Regions from separate parts of the Homo sapiens genome. Here region 1 is linked to region 2. Evidence: read pairs that join two places in POLR2A ChIA-PET (ENCODE). Cell type or tissue: HepG2. All regions are shown on one strand. Links, peaks and the distances in the headings refer to the core of each region. The heading gives the core; the rest is flanking DNA. Region 1 overlaps LOC124908059 (a long non-coding RNA gene). Region 2 has its middle 940 kb from the start of LINC01966.

Region 1 (5,392 bases), core at 155-5,154, 62 kb before region 2:
GCCACACTCTGAAGGTTGTTTCTTTAGCCAGTGTAAGCCAGAGACTCTACTGCATAAGTGGGACATGCTAGCTCAGAAACTTATAATGTAAAGTTTTCATGTTCAGCTCACTTCTTAGTTTACAAAAACCCTTATCAAAAGAGCATTCTAAATTGGAATTAGTTAGTGATCCAGGTCTCTAAAGCCCAGGACTGGAAGAAAAGATTTCTTAATTACACCAGCAGGGGCTTGGTTTCTATTCTTAGTGCATCTGGGTAATGTGGTTATGTTCATGATGCGTCTAGTTTCTGCACTGCCAGGGATAGCCTTCGGTTCATTCTATGTTAGGGTGTACAAATGGAGGGTCTCTGAGTTTGCTCTTTTTCCTGGATAGAGGTAATTCAGGATTCTCAAAAGCAACATATCAATGTAATTTTTATTGTGCTATGTCTTAGGCCAATCAGATTGAAGTTTATGTAAAACACAAAATTATTAAAACAAAGGATAATTTGATAGGAATTTTGAGTTATTTGCATATCCTGTTCAGTGAATGTCACTACTCAGCCCTCACTGAAAGTAGATCGGATTGAAACTTCCAGGCTACCTTGAGGGAGAAGTAAGGGTTACTATTCAGAGAGTATCTATGCTGCAGTTTTCTGCTAGTAGGCCATCTATGAAATGGGAAACTCAGGGTGTCTTTCTTTGCCAATAGAGCACCATCTATGTGCTTCTGTTTCTGAGAGGAAGAGTAAGTGTCAGGAATCAGTTTCCAACAATCTCTCTTTTTCTGCCTGAAAGTTGAGTTATGTGTTCTGAATTACTGTAAATTTTTATACAAACCTATGTCCTTGTGATATTGTTTGATTTATAACTTTTGGCTACCTTCAAAGTTCTGAAAAGTACAACAAAACACAGCTTAGGGAGAAAATACAGATTTCTTTTTAACAGAAATAGTTGGTGAGTTAAATCAAGGGCCCAAATATTTTTAATTGCTGTACTTTTTTATTTAAAAATATACAATAGTCTACCCTGAGGTAAAAAATAAATAGCTTGGTGTCATAAAGTTAATAGACACTATTCACAAAGTTGGGTTTAATACCAAGGCGTTTATTTTCGATCATTAAAAATCTACTTCAGATGGCAATATTCTTTTGTACAAAAATTTAACAGAAATTCATTTACATTCTTCTCCATTTTATGTTTATCTGAGGAAAATGATGCCATAAGTTCTTATGAAACAGAACAAGCCAAAAACTTTTCTTTTAACTAATCCTGATGAAGTTTGTCAAAGTAAGATTTAAGGCAAGAAGGTTGCTTCTTGGCAGGAGAATTCTGGAAGGGAAAAGTGGCTGAAACTTTGCATGGTTGCATTTGTTTCTGGTCAAGCTGCCTTATCACAATTCAAACTCTCATGCTGGGAAATTGCTCTTTCTTTGGTACCTTTTCTGCCAGAATTCAACTCTAACAACAAAAGTTTATAAACAATGAAAATTCCAGCTGGTTGACATCAGCGTCACGAAGCTTTCTCTTCACACTGATACAAATATTTACCCTGAGCTCTGGCAAGGCTTTCCTTGCCCATGTCACCCTTAATCATACATTTTTCCTTGATTGAGTTATGCTTTCCAGTATGTGATTTGCTCTGGTTTACTTTTTAACACATCCCAGAGGCTTCGTCAAAATCAACTCTGGGCAGGCCATGTCATTTGGTAGCTGCCAAACATGTTATTGAGAAGAAACTTGGCAAATATCAAACCAGTCCTCTCTAACTGCTCTAATAAATGTTTGTTCTTTTTGACCACCATTTACTTTTTAGGTCCCTGATATCCATAAAGCTATGAGCCAAGAAAGTAAGCAGAGATGCACTCAATTCCCTATAATCTATTCCCTTGAGATAACGCACCAATTTCTCTTCCAGGTACCTTATTGCAAAGAAGTTGAAAATTTCAAAGGTTTCATCAATGACTCTTTATTTCCTTCAAGAAGACACAAAGGTTATTTTCAAAAGGTTAAAACAACAGATTGATGTACTCTGTTACTGTAGTAAAGTCCACTAGAACAAATATTTGCCACACTAAAGTGACTAGTGGAGGGATTAGCACAAAATATTGCAAATATTTCTACAGAGCTTCCCTTGCCAAAATAAAACATTGGGTTCTCTGCCCTAGGTGCTTGCAAAATCATTGTGAAGTGCATTGATAATGCAGAATTTGGGGAAATTTTTCTCTCAATATTGAAATAATTGTATAAACAGGTGTCCTACCCGATAGAAATATAAATAAATATCTCAGTTACACTAGTTTATACTTATATTGCATTTATGGTTTAGAAAAATCTGGTCATTATACAAAAGCTATATATGGACCATGTGCCACTCTACTAACTCATTTGAAAATAACATGTAGTAAGCTGTGAGAGTTAAACAACTCTTTATTTTGCCTATACTGGCTTAAAAATTAATCTCAAAAATGAGATGGAACCCCCACCTCTGACACATTCATCATTCTTGTTGTTATTGTTGTTGTTTCTCTTGTAGTCCTCAGGGAATGCATGTGAGCATGCACACACACACACACACACACACACACATGCACACACACACACGTTCCTTATACACACAATATACTTTGCTTAGAGGGTCTTATTCTTTCTCTTTGCCAACATACAGCTTCATCTATGTTTTTTTTTTTTTTTTTTAAGAACCATTTTTATTTAACACAATTTGTTTAATTAATGTGATTTCAGATGGCTTGAGGATAAGTGAACACATTTAGGTGGTATAGAGGGAAGATAATTTCAGGCTTGGGAGCCCAGTAAACACACAGAACAACATTGCTCAGGAGATTGTTCACAAGCTAGTTGCCCTTGCCTTTCATTACTTAACCCAAAGAATTTTTAAAAATTCTTAGGTTTTTCAAAAGGACCTCTATGCTGTTTCTTAAGTTTTTCTCTTTTTCTCCCATGACATCATTAGTGCCATTGAAGGTACGACAGTGTTAAGTCACCTTACTCTTTTTTTACTCCTCCCTCCATCTTGCAGCTTATACATGACAATAAGTGTTCATTATTTAATAATGTTTAAATATGCAATACCATTTCTATGTTGAGGTGTGTACTTTCCAGAGCATATTGAAATGCAGTGATGTGTAACAAAACTTACCTTCTGTGATTATTAATACATAAACATATCTGAAGACCATAGTAAATAATTATTATAATCTAAGGTGTGGCCAACATATTTGAGAAAACAGGAATTTAATAAGATATTCTCTTCAGTTCCATGGAAGAAGTTGTAGCGATTTTTTGTTAATGGAATCTCATTATTCTTTTGTATCATAAGAAGTAAATGTAGTGTAGAGACATGAAAGAAATAAGCTCTGAATAGGCCTGAAGGAGTTAGAGCAACTTCGCCAATTCCTAACCTGATCAATTCCCAAGAAAGCAAGAAGAGAAATACCAAGCACTAGTCTTTATGCTAAAGACCAGGTGGAAACCAGAGTGAATGGTAGAATTTATTATCCCTACTTTACAGGCCATGGGAAGAAGACCCTGGAAATTTCACTACCTTGCTCCTGGTAATTTAACTGGTGAATGGAGATTAGAGGTTTGAACCTAGTTAGGTTTGACAAATAGGCTTGTGTTTTTTACCTCACTTGGAGTGTCCCAGTGGAGTGACCCAGAGGGCCAGATTTGGCCAAGTGTGCACTTAACTGGCCTAAGGCACTGGGGGATTTAACAAATGGATAGCCAGTTAGGGACTAACCTCACATATCTATAGGGAATCATTATAATATTCAAATTGTGGGGATTTTCTTGGAAATAAAGTTAAAAATGGGATACTCTTTGTTTTCCCTCTGTACCCTGTGGAACTCCGGAGTTCTGCAGAGGGAGGTTAGGAGCTCCTACTGAGGCTAACATGGTGGCCAAAGAGGTAGCACTGGGACCCCACCCCTGCTATTGTCTAAAGGTCCACTCTTATCTTTTTTGATACATTAGGAATCTGCATAAGACTTTATTTATATAATTAAAAAATAATGTTTTAAACCCAAGAATTTTTATGACTCAGATCTTTGAGCATATTAAAGATACTTGAGAAATAGTTTGATCCAGACCATAATTTACATAAAGTTGCAATTTTTGCATGACATCCAAAGGCCCTTAAAGTCAAGACATCAAGTCACTGATGAGACTAGGACTCAATATAAACCTGATTTATGCTCAATTTTTCAAACAGTAAGAAAGTATGAATTACTAATTATATACCTTTATGCTCCAGTTAATGTAATAAAAGATAATGTGTATAAGTTTGCTTTCATATACACCATTGAGATTGCTTATTCAAGGGACTGTATTAATGATTCAAAGGGCAGTTTTTTATTGATTTGAATTTTTCTACATTATATGCAAGTTATATCTGATAAGACAGTAGTTCTTTATTTAATTTTAACCTAACAAAGTCTATTGTGAAGCGGAAAACACTGTTTTTGAGATTTTAGTTCTTTTCAGAATTGTTCAGGACAATGCTTATATTATGAGAATATATCTGGTTAGATCCATTGAACTAGAATTTCCAGGAGTAGGAAGCAGAAAACTGTACTGTAAAATCATGCCTAGGAGGTCTTGAATAATCAATCAGATTGGAAACCACTGATGTGCCCTATTTGATTTTCAGATGTGAAAGGCTTCTTTGCAAGGAGATTATTTTATTTTTATATAAAGCTACCTAATTTTTTAAGATACCATACCTTAGGTCCAGCTCAGTCATGTTTTCCAGACATAAAGTGAAGTGCAGCTGGGAGACAGAAGCAGTATCCGTGGCAGGCCTCCATTTACACAGAGCCCATAAGAATGGCACAGCACCCAGTGAGTCTGACATGCCTGGGGGCTCTGCTGCTCCTCTTACCCACCCTCACATGAAGATGTCTCATTCATCTTTACATCCCCAGTCCTTAGCACAGTATCTGGCACATTTTAGATACTCAACACATGTGTGTTGGTTATAAGAAATAATTAATGAGGACATCATTCAAGTTCAGTGGTAAGAAACTCTCATCAAGACTTCAGTTTTTGTCCCCTTTTAATTTAACCCAATTGCTTCTTAATTTTCAGAAATTGTTTTATCTCTCTCTTTTTTTTAGGTTCCACAATAGCATTTGACTTTCTTCTCCTAACTTTAATTTGATATCTTCCTATAGTTTCCATTTCTCAGATTCCCTCCTTCATCTTCTCTTACAGGCACAGCCAATCAACCATCCATCCTCTCCTCAACCTTCCAGAAGACTGTGAGTCCTGAGAGCATAGAAACTCTCCTGATGTTGCTCCCAGACCGTGACCCGTGCTGGCAAAGCTTCTATTCCCATGTGGCTGCATGTTTCATAAGGAGAGCTACTAAAATGCAGGAAAGCACAAAGTC
Region 2 (5,392 bases), core at 177-5,176:
GGCGAGTAGTTGTGAAATGGACCGTGTAGCCCCCAAAGCCTAAAATGTTTATTATCTATTGCTATTGAAGATTTTGCCAATCTCTGCATTTTTTTATTGCTATGTAGCACACGATGCATTTTATTTGTTTATCTCATTATTGTCTGTCTCTTTGTACTTGAATGTAAACTCCTCCAGTACAGGAGTTTCCAACATTGTTTATTGTGGTACCCCCAGCACCTACAACAATGTGGAGAGAGCATATAGGGTGTTCAATAAATATTTGTGAATGCATGAAGAAATTTACTGGCTGACATATTTTGACTCTATACACTCATCTCATGTCTCTTAAAGATGTCAATGTTCTCTATAGCAACTCTCTGAGATATCTTAATCTAAAAAAGAAAACTTCATCTTGCTAATGACAGTAATATTTATGGCGATGCGGTGATTGCCGGCCATCAGTTTTGGATTTAGTTTTGTTCATAAAGATAACCTTACTCCACAGGAATTTGGATTTTAAAAATTATACTCATGAACAAATTTGATAAGAAAATGTGCTGTGTGTAACATCGTAGAACAGTGAGGATAGAAGGTATGGGATATATTCTTTCTGTATTCATTATTTAAAAAAAAATTTGAAAGATCTTATGAGGTCTTTAAAAATTCCTCATTGAAACATACACCTGAAGTGTTATGGTTTATTCAGAGGAGTCCAGAATCTAAAATCAGAAGTGGGGTTAGAGCCCTGGCTCTATCATGTACCAGCTATACGAACCTGAGGTGGAGATTATGAAAATATCCATCTTACAGGGTTATTTTGAGCATTAAATGAGATGAATATAATTTAACTTATTGTACAATAAATATTCAGTAAATGTAAGCTTCATCTGGAAACTCTGAGCTAAGTTTATTTAAAAAACAACAAATGTTATAACTTTATGGGCTACCACTACTCCAGGAAAAAATACCTGATGTGCATAAAATTGACTTTGTGCTTTTCTCACCATTGGTTCAGTGTTTGTTTTTTTCCTGCATATTTCTCAACGTGGTTTCATAGAAATTTGAAGTGAGCTGACTTAAATTGGCTCATATTTTCCACTGACTAGCTGTGTAGCCTTAAGCGAGCTATTTAATATCCTTGAGATTCAATTTCTCCTCATCCTCCTTACCTAAAATGAGGATGATAATAATACCTACCTAACAGTGCTCTTATGAGGATTAAAGGATTACGTATGTAAAGTACTTAGCAGGGCATCTAGCATATTTTAAGTTCTTAGATTCCAATTCATCAAGGTTCTCCTCTGTCTCTCCTTTTAAGCCTTGCTTCCCATGGTCAGTCAATCATATAGGGTATGGTTATGCTAATTTTCAGGTTTCCTCGAAAATTTATTAAAAAATCTACTAAAGAATATGGCAGAATTTGTAATACTCTATGTCCAAGATATTTACATTTTACTGGTTTTGAAATCACCTTCCTCCTACACACACACACACACACAGACACACAAACACACGCACACGAAAACTTAAAGAAATTTGTCTTTGGTAATAAGCTCAAGACCCCCCTTCCAAGAAAAAAAGAGCAGAAAATCTTTTTCTAATCTTTCAAATCATGCCATGTAGATACTATGTAATTATCCTAGTTTTGACATAGTTGTTCCCTTTAAATATATCTGTACTAACATCCTGTCTTGCCCCTAGTATCAATTCAGTCTATAGATATTTTGGAGGGGAGGGGAGAAAAAATGTGTAGGTTTCTTTTGTTTTATTCTCTGAATTGGAAAAGTAGTTGTGTTACTGTAAAAATCTGACATGCAGCTCAAGAAGAAAAAGGTGTCTGTTCCCATAACTCTACTCTGAGCTCTGACAGTCAGTGTAAGTCTGCCTTTTTTAGCATTGAAATTCACCATCTTTTTTTTTTCTATTTGTTTCCTTTACTGCTGCTGTGTACAGGCGGAATGAGTAAAGCTCTTCCCACATTGCATCTGAAAGTTCTTTCCTGCCATACCTAGCCACTTAAAGAAGCATTTCTCTGTTTATTAGTTTCTCTCTTGCTCATTATTTTACCTTTATCTACATTCTTCTGCATTTCATCTGTGTCTTTGATCAGACTGTACTCTGACCTATTTCTAGCTTGAAAAGGTTTTATTCACAGAATTTTCCCACCTATCCTAACCTTTCTCAGAGTCAGTTATTTTTCCAAAGGGTCAACAGCTATGGAATTCCCTATGCTAACTTCAAATAGTGACCTCTTTAAATAAACATTGCTAAAAGGAGTTGTTCAAAGACGATTGTGTGGTCTAAATAAAGCTGGGTTTAGTCAACCTTGTGAAGCAGTTGCAGTTTATCTTCCTCTTCCTTCTCTTCTATAAGAATATGACTATCCTATATTTCATTATCTTAGAGCTTGGCTTTAGCTGGTTGACATCAATGCTTAAACATTCAGTTAATATGGGTCTTCATAGTCTTCATTCCCAACTCTCTCTCTGTCATTACTAGCATTTTCACTTACCTTATTTTAAGAATTGAAACATATTTTTAAAAATATAATTTAACATCTTTGAAATTGGGATAAATTTTAGAGTTGATGATCTGCCATGGTTAAATTGGTAATATATTTTTTCTTTAGTTGTACATATAATAGTGACAGGTTTTATAATTGATGACATCTTAGATTCAATGAAGTCAGAACTAAGTAAGCCCTAGAAAGCACAAGACATTGATTGGTGGGAGTCAATCCCTAATAGTGGAATTTCAGGCACAATTGAATCTTAATGGGAATGTTAATTTTGGCCAGGGAGAAACACCCTTACTTTCTCCAGACTCTATTCTGCAGGTGACTGCTGACTTCAGCTATAAACCAGCTGGCCCTAACTCCAAAAGAAGCAACTCAGAACTTAACTGATGCAAGCAGCTTGCATTGCAGGGATGGAAAGGCTGACATTATTTTCATAGGAAAAGTTTCTGCTATTTAGGAAAATGCTAAAATAGTTAAAAGGAACGTAAATAAAGAGGAAGAATGAGTATAGAGTGTGTTCCAGGGGGACTCGCTCTGCTTAGTTTAGCAACAGGTCAGCAGGATTTGTAAAACCTTTTAAATGAAAAGCTATACAGAGCTTTACACTTATTCCTAGCATTAATTCTTTCTTCCCTATGACTATTGCATGAAATTTCTCTTCACAAAGTAGAAGTGTGACACTTTGTCAATGTAAATGGGATAAAATAACATGCACAATCTGTTCAGTTTTTTGTCATTAAACAACTTGATTTAATCATCATATAGCCTGTGTCCTCTACTTATTTTCTAGTTGTTCATTCATGATTTGGACATCTAGGAGAAATATTTCATGATTGGAAATCTAGGAGAAATATTTGGAAATCTAGGAGAAATAATGAGATAAACAAATAAAATGCCTCGTGCTACATAGCAATAAAAAATGCAGAGGTTGGCAAAATCTTCAATAGCAATAGATAGTAAACATTTTTGTGCAAAAGTGACACTGCTATGTCTTCCATCTGACATGGGTTTGACTGGCCATGTACCTTCAGAAATCGTTGGGCTCTAGGGACTATGTGCTTGCCATAGGAAGAATTTGCCATTAGAGCGTAATCTTGTAAATTAGCAGCAGAACAGAAGCCCACTTCTCTTCCCGGTAAATTCTGTAGTCAGAAGACAAAAAAAAAAGTTATTTTTTTCTAAAATTATAACCATATATTTCTACCAAAATATAAGTAATTTATATTATTCTATTAGTCAATTATTGTATTGCTATAAAGAAATAACTGAGACTGGGTAATTTATAAAAAAAAGAGGTTTGTTTTGGCTCACAGTCCTGCTGGCTATACAGGAAGCATAGGACCAGCATCTGCATCTGGTGAGGGCCTCAGGAAGCTTCTAATTATGGCAGAAGGTAAAGGGGGATACAGTTATGTCACATGGTAAGAGTGAGAGCAAGGGAGAGGGAGGAATTTCCAGGCTCTTATAAATAACCAGATCTCGTGTGAACTCATAGAGTGAGAACACACTCATTACCATGAGGACAGCAGCAAATTATTCATGAGGGATCCACTATCATAACCAAACATGTCCCACCAGGCCCCACCTCCAACACTGATGATCACATTTCCACATGAGATTTGGAGGGGACAAATATCCAAACCATATCAATTATTAAAGTTTAATTATTTAAAATCATGAATCAAAATTAGAATATAGGTTAAACTGTACGCTGTTACTTTCCAGACAATCATAAAATATTTATTAATCTTATCTCAGAGATGAGGTCAACATTCCCTGAATTTTTAAATCTTCCCCAATTATTTCTGCTGAGGTTGATTGATGGACCACATTTGGATATGATTAGACTTGACGTTTATGGTTCCTTTGATTTTTTTTTTTCAGATCTGAAAATATCTTTTTTTTTTTAGGAAAAAGATTCCAGGCAGGTTAAAAATTAACAATAGAGGGTATCGATGCAGAATTGTAGTCATTCTAAGCATTCAAGAAATACGGGAATATAAATATCTGGAAACCGGCTCTTAGTTTTCAAAACAAAAGGTGTAAGTCATTCCTAACTAATCTGAGCTTTATAGCATTTTCCTAGATAGGAAGGGGAAAAACAGTTAACATTTGAAAGTCCTGAAAGCTTTTTCTTTGGTTCATTACGTTAGACTGTTTACCTTTGATCAAATTCCTTCTTTTTTATTATTATTTTTTTACTTTTTTGAAACGAAGTCTTGCTCTGTCACCCAGGCTGGAGTTCAGTGGTGCCATCTTCGCTTTCTGCAACCTTCGCCTCCTGGGTTCAAGAGATACTCCTGCCTCAGTCTCCCGAGTAGCTGGGACTACAGGCGCATGCCACGACGCCTGCATAATTTTTTGTATTTTTAGTGGAGATGGGATTTCGCCATGTTGGCCAGGCTGGTCTCGAACTCCTGACCTCAGGTGATCCACCCACCTCGGCCTCCCAAAGTGCTTGGATTACAGGTGTCAACCACCTTGCATGGCCAAATTTCTTCTTTTTTAAACACAGATAAAAATATTATACAGGTCCACTGTTAAAATAGACAACATGTTGCAAATTAATTTGATATGTATTCCAAAAAAGCTTAGAAAATAAAGGTGTTAAAGTTGCTTTGGACTAAGTTTAATAGTCATCTCCTCTGCTGACAACTTCTTTACATGTTGGATGCAACACTATGGTATGTTCAAACTGCACTGTGTATGATCCTTTACTGTCACACAATGGTGGATACAATTTCCAAGTCACAGATTCTTCAGAGCCATCAAGAATTTCCTTTCTCCCAAGCAATCCAGCCATCTGTGGCAGAAGGTGAGGGTGCCAAAATTTTCACTGATGACATTTAACAATTATTTTGTTTAGAAACCTTACTGGTACATGTCCAACAT

Evidence for each region. Peaks named below come from ENCODE experiments on the same cell type or tissue, not always from the same donor. Only the 100,000 strongest peaks of a DNase experiment are listed, where the experiment ranks them.
Region 1: POLR2A ChIA-PET joins it to region 2 with 45 read pairs; 1 of 35 experiments calls an interaction of 5 or more read pairs at or near these places.

Annotation. Positions count from the first base shown.
Region 1 is chr2:145,759,489-145,764,880 of GRCh38, forward strand. It overlaps LOC124908059 (a long non-coding RNA gene), which reads left to right. Exons shown (of 2, transcript XR_007088682.1): 2 at 5,215-5,392. Among named protein-coding and RNA genes, the nearest start is that of LINC01966, 880 kb to the left of the region's middle. In HepG2, for the core only: no CTCF peak of the experiment used is centred there; DNase peaks (open chromatin) are centred at 1,553 and 2,033; H3K4me3 peaks cover 383 bases.
Region 2 is chr2:145,821,156-145,826,547 of GRCh38, forward strand. It overlaps the pseudogene METAP2P1. Among named protein-coding and RNA genes, the nearest start is that of LINC01966, 940 kb to the left of the region's middle. In HepG2, for the core only: no CTCF peak of the experiment used is centred there; a DNase peak (open chromatin) is centred at 2,176; H3K4me3 peaks cover 653 bases.